Linked DNA regions of Homo sapiens: region 2 is linked to region 1. Evidence: read pairs that join two places in POLR2A ChIA-PET (ENCODE). Cell type or tissue: endothelial cell of umbilical vein. All regions are shown on one strand. Links, peaks and the distances in the headings refer to the core of each region. The heading gives the core; the rest is flanking DNA.

Region 1 (2,916 bases), core at 240-2,739:
TGCCTCAGCCTCCGGAGTAGCTGGGGTTACAGGCACGGGCCACCAGCCCAGCTAATTTTTGTATTTTTAGTACAGACGGTGTTTCACCATGTTAGTCAGGCTGGTCTCGAACTCCTGACCTCAGGTGATCCGCCCACCTCGGCCTTCCAAAGTGCTGGGATTACAGGCATGAGCTACTGTGCCCAGCCTCTATGATTTCAATTTTCATGTTTAAGTACCTATGTAGAACCTAACTGTCCATAAGTAAACACAACAAAAAAAAGATTTGGCTTTTGGTCAAAGATCATTGGAGGTTACACAGGGTAAAGTGCAGTATGATTTTTATCACAATTAGAAAGATTAAAAAGAGATGACAGTGAGTTTGTGAGAACAGGTTTGTGTTTCATAAAATGAATTGTGTGAGTTAGCTATGATGAACTGCAAGCAGCTTGCATTTCCAAAGACAAATAGAGACACAGGAATCTAATTAAAATGCTAAAGTAATGGGAAGGAGACATCCATACGTTTTTGTCCCCCTAAGGTTCCAGATTTATAGTTTGAGCATCATCTCGGCTTACATTTTCTCTGTGGAAAACATCAGCCATTACATTACTTGGCTCTGGGTTGAAATCCTAACTTCATCAACTGAAGATCTTATGACCTAGGCAAGTTTATTAACCTCCTCTATGACGTGATAAAAATAGTATCTCTTGTGCGGATTAGAAGACATGTTCCTCTATGCTAAGATGATTATTATGTGCGGAACACATAGTTAAGTGCTTGATAAATTGAACTATGGCAAATCCAGTCTCAACCGTGGCAAAACTAAGTTAATAAAAATGAAACATAACCTTTATTATTTTAGTGCTTGTGTTTTATTTTAAAACTAGCAGTATAATTTCCACGAGGATTTTGCTAAAATTAACAAGTACATTTCGAAAGTAATTTCTGTCCCTCTTGTATCACACAAACATTACAACCAAAAAGTAAAAAACATTCTCCCATGACCCAATCACACCCATTTTTTTCTTTAGTGTTCCCTTCTACTTTGTTTCACATATGTGCATGCTTTTACATTAAACTAATACAGATTAAGTCTTCTGATTTTCTTTACACATAACGCTTTTTCATGTTTCTCAAATTATTACTTTACATATTTGATATCCTATTCTGAAGAAACGGTTTTTTTTTTTTGGAGACAGGGTCTTGCTCTGTTGCCCAGGCTAAAGTGCAGTGGCACCATCTCAGCTCACTGCAACCTCCTCCCAAGCTCAAGTGATCCTCCCACCTCAGCCTCCTGAGTAGCTGGGACTACAGGAGCATGCCACCATGCCTGGCTAATTTTTGTACTTTTTGTAGAGACGGGGTCTTGCCATGTTGCTCAGGCTGGTCTCAAACTCCTGGGCTCAAGTAATGCTCCTACCTTGGCCTCCCAGAGTGCTGGGATTACAGATGTGCACCACCACACCTGCCAGTTTTACTTTTTAATGACAGTTGTTTTATCCTGTAAAATCTGTTTGGTCTTTGTATATTAGAGCTTTCTTTTTATATTAATTCTAGAATTGGACTACTGTTTGATTTGTATGCTTTCCATTATTTGACAATGACTTAAGATTCTGAGTGATGGCCGGCTGTGGTGGCTCACACCTGTAATCCCAGCACTTTGGGAGGCTGAGGCAGGAGGATTGCTTGAGCCCGGGAGTTCAAGACCAGCCTAGGCAACATGACGAAACCCCGTCTCTACAGAAAAAAAAAAAAAAAAAATTAGCTGGGCATGGTGGTGTGTGCCTGTAGTCCCAGCCACTCCTGAGGCTGAGGCAGGAGGATTGCTTGAGCATAGAAGGTGGAGGCTACAGTGAGCTATGATCACACCACTGCACTCTAGCCTGGGCAACAGAGTGAGACCCTGTCTCCAAAACAAATAAATAAAAAGATTCTGAGTAATAAATTAGATCATTAGCCACAATCCTTTGATGAAATAAGTGAAGGTCCCAACAAGAAAATTTGTCAATAGAAGAATGTAAGGGAATTGACCACCAGATTCTTCTTTTCCTCCATGGTATTCTGACCTTAGCTGTGTGTGTGTGTTTGTGTGTGTGTGTGTGTGTGTGTGTGTGTGTGTGTTATGTAACAGTAGTTGTTATGTAAACAATTCATTATTTTAAATCAGTTACTAAGAATAAACTTTAATGATGAGATGCAAAATGAATACTGAAAGCTTTACTAATTGGAACGGTATAGTACTCCAAAGAATATCTGTGTCCATAGAGACAAGTGAAGGTGAGGAGTTTCAAGCAGTTGAGCAATTCGCAGGTCTCACAAAACAGCAAAATCAAGACCAACATGATGTCAGCTCCCTGCATCTCTAATCCCATGGGACAGCATTCCCAATCTCAGAGGTCAGATGACAGGTCTTATGAGTGGTGGGTCACTCTGTCGAGGAACAAACTAAACTTCAGCAAGCAGTTCTACAGATTTACACAGAAGCCTGCGGCTCCATCCTAAAGTGGAGCAGGTTGTAGGGGGTGCGGAGAAAGAAGGGGAAGATGGAAAGCCCTAGTCTCAACTAAACTAGGGACATGGATGAGAAACAGCCTTGTGAGACTCTCCCACAAGATAGGGAAGCCCTGTGGGCAAGGTCATCCCTGAGCTGAATGGGAACCTCCCTGGCATGGCCTTTTGTGTCCCCACTGCCAACGTGTCAGTTGTGGGCCTGAACTGCCATCTGGAAAAACCTGCCAAATAGGATGACATCAGGAAGGTGGTGAAGCAGGCTTCAGAGGGCTCTTCAAGGGCATCCCGGGCTACACCGAGCACCAGGTCATCTCCTCCAACTTCAACAGTGACACCCACTCTTTCACCTTCGATGCTGGAGCTGGCATTGCCCTCGACGACCACTTTGTCAAGCACATTTCCTGATATGACAGTGAGTTTGGC
Region 2 (2,916 bases), core at 118-2,617, 270 kb before region 1:
GAAACATATCTGTTAGTAACCAAATGAAGTAAAAGAAAGCTGGGATGGGATGTCGCCATAGTCCCTTCTGCCTTTATGTAATGAAATGTTAGGGACCGCCCCCCCACCCTCCACCCACCCGACTTGAATGGCCTCCCAGTTGTCCTCCCCAGGGCTCAGCATGGCCCCTCTGAGATTTCTCTGCCTCTCTCAGGCAAATGCACCCCACCAGCTCCAGGGCCCAGGGCCATTTGAACAATCCAAGAAGCCCCCATGCTGATGAGGGAGGAGCGCTGTGGAAACACCTCGACAAGCCTTGCCACTGCATCTGTTGGGGAATAGAGGGAGGGAGGAGTTGCTTGCTTTCCTGCAATTTCCATCTCATTTGGGAGCAAAAGAATCCAGTTCAGTGGGCCCCAAAGAGGGGAGACAGGTGACATTTGGGCAGGGTCTCAAACAGAAGCTGAAGGGGTCACTGATGGCTTGGTGGAGTCATATGGGACTCCATCCAACCTCATGTCTAGGGGAAGGAGAAGGGTGATGAAGTGTCCTGCCATCAGTCTCCTGCCAAGGAACTGAACTTAAAGCTGCAGAGAAGCTTGAACCTTCTCGATTTCTGGGCTTTGGCCAAAAGGTAGATAAATAATGGAGGAAGGGAGTGAATCATTCAGTTATTTTAAGGCCGATGACCTTGCCACAGGTTAAGGTAGCATCTTTGTCTCTCTCTCATAGCTTAGACATAGTATTCATTCATTTCTGCTGATTTCCACTCCATGTCTACCTTAGCCCTCTTGGGTCCTTGCTAAAGACAGCATCGTCTTCATCTCAGTTTTAATTTGTCCTTTCAACTCAAAACCCTCTTCCATGTTGTCTGTCTTCAAGCACCATTTAATTCACATTCCTGTCCTGCAGAATAATGCGAAGTATGTCCCTTTTGCCCGAAGTGTGAAGCCTGGATGACTAAGCCCGGCCTTTACGACCTCCATGCCTGTCTTTGAATGCCTTTCCCACTGTCTCCTGCTCTTCCCAGTTCAAATCGTCTCCTCTAAAGCGTTTCCTTTATCCTCCTTTCCATAGTTGCTCTACACCCTCACTTCCTTCATCTGTAGCTGACCTGTTTTCTGCTCTTGAAATCAAGTTCCTAAATCTTAGCATCTGCTGTATGAAGACAGTGTGCTAAATACTTATTGGACAAAAAGAGGTGGTCTGTCGGGGAGGGGCATTATATTTTTTGCATAAGCTTGATTATTTTGCAATTCTCACCTCGGAAAGTTTACAATCCTATTGGAAAATAAGTGGAAAAATAAATGCCTAAAGTGAGAAGGACATCTAGATGGTAGTTTTTATGTAATTAGGCATGAGTCTCTTGATTCAGATGAAACCCACTAACTCTCGTATGACTAAAAACAAGTTCAGCTACTGGTTGTTGGTAATGTTTTGTTTTTGTTTTTGTTTTTGAGACAGAGTCTCGCTCTGTCGCCTAGGCTGGAGTGCAGTGGCACCCTCTCAGCTCACTGCAACCTCTGCCTCCTGGGTTCAAGAGATTCCCCTGCCTCAGCCTCCCCAGTAGCTGGGATTATAGGCACATGCCACCACTCCTGGCTAATTTTTGTATTTTTAGTAGAGATGGGGTTTCACCCCATCTCAGATTTAGTAGAGACGGGCCAGCCTGGTCTCAAACTCCTGACCTCAGGTGACCCACCCACCTCAGCCTCCCAAAGTGCTGGGATTATAGGTGTGAGCCACCATGGCGGCCAGTAATGTTGATTTCTAGATATTTCAAGGAGTTATGCACGGTGGGACACAGAAGTCTTATTTCAAGGAGCATAAGTGTGTATTCCATCACTCAGGATTCCTAAAAGTTGCAAATTAAGTAGAAGAGGCCCTAGTTGATCAAATATTTAAAGTAGCTACAGCACAGCCTGGACAATACTGGTGCTTTAGTGATTTTCATCGTCACTGGGAATCTCTGAATAATAACGATGGAAGAATTAGGTCAAGCTGTCTTATATTCCTTAAACTGGATGGGTAGATAAGATGATCAAATGTGGATTTCATCTGTTCATCCATATTTTGAACTCCTACTTTTATATGAAATATATAAGGACACTCAAATGTGAGAACTAGCAAGATCTTTTGGAATTTTGGGAAGTAGCAGTTAGCTTAGGAAAAGATACCTTGGAAGTGAAAATTGAGTTTACCAGAGATTGTTTTATAATTTTGTTTGCCTTGTTTTAATCTGTACTCCCACAAGGATAGAGAGGCATACACTTAATGAGAAAAGGCCCAGGTAGTTCCAAGTCAGATGAACATTTTTATTTTCTTAGATGTACTATCTTGAGCTCAGAATTTGAATAGGAAAATGATTGAATTTGTATTGGGAGAAAGAGTTTTAATGTCATTTTGGCAGAGCTGAATGAAGAGCACTGAACACTTTTATTAAAGTTGTCCCCAATCCATAAAGTGAGTCCTATCAGTAAGATTTATGATTTTTTTTTGAGACAGAGTCTTGCTCTGTCACCCAGGCTGGAGTGCCATGGCATAATCTCGGCTCACTGCAGCCTCTGCCTCCTGAGTTCAAGCGATTCTCTTGCCTCACCCTCCCGAGTAGCTGGGACTACAGGTGCACACCACCTCACCTGGCTAGTTTTTGTATTTTTTGTAGAGACAGGGTTTTACCATGTTGGCCAGGCTGGTCTCGAACTTCTGACCTCAGGTGATCCACCCACCTCAGCCTCCCAAAATGCTGGGATTACAGGCATGAGTTGCTACCCTTGGCAAGACTTCTGATTTCAAGAACAGCCATTAGTAGCCCAGTCTCAATGAATGACGTTCACTCTCTTCCTCTTTATTCTGACATTATTTGAGTGTGGTTGTGGTGTGGTTTCCTTGCACCACAATTATGGCTTAAATCTCTTCCCTCACAGAGGAGTCAAT

What was found. ChIA-PET counts read pairs that join two places held together with the same protein. Peaks named below come from ENCODE experiments on the same cell type or tissue, not always from the same donor. Only the 100,000 strongest peaks of a DNase experiment are listed, where the experiment ranks them.
Region 2: POLR2A ChIA-PET joins it to region 1 with 5 read pairs; 4 of 35 experiments call an interaction of 5 or more read pairs at or near these places.

Annotation. Positions count from the first base shown.
Region 1 is chr10:15,093,304-15,096,219 of GRCh38, reverse strand. It overlaps RPP38-DT (RPP38 divergent transcript), which reads left to right. Exons shown (of 2, transcript NR_160789.1): 2 at 1-835. It also overlaps the pseudogene GAPDHP45. Among named protein-coding and RNA genes, the nearest start is that of RPP38-DT, 2.6 kb to the left of the region's middle. In endothelial cell of umbilical vein, for the core only: no CTCF peak of the experiment used is centred there; no DNase peak of the experiment used is centred there.
Region 2 is chr10:15,361,244-15,364,159 of GRCh38, reverse strand. All of the region lies in intron 1 of FAM171A1 (family with sequence similarity 171 member A1), which reads left to right. Among named protein-coding and RNA genes, the nearest start is that of FAM171A1, 8.6 kb to the left of the region's middle. In endothelial cell of umbilical vein, for the core only: no CTCF peak of the experiment used is centred there; no DNase peak of the experiment used is centred there.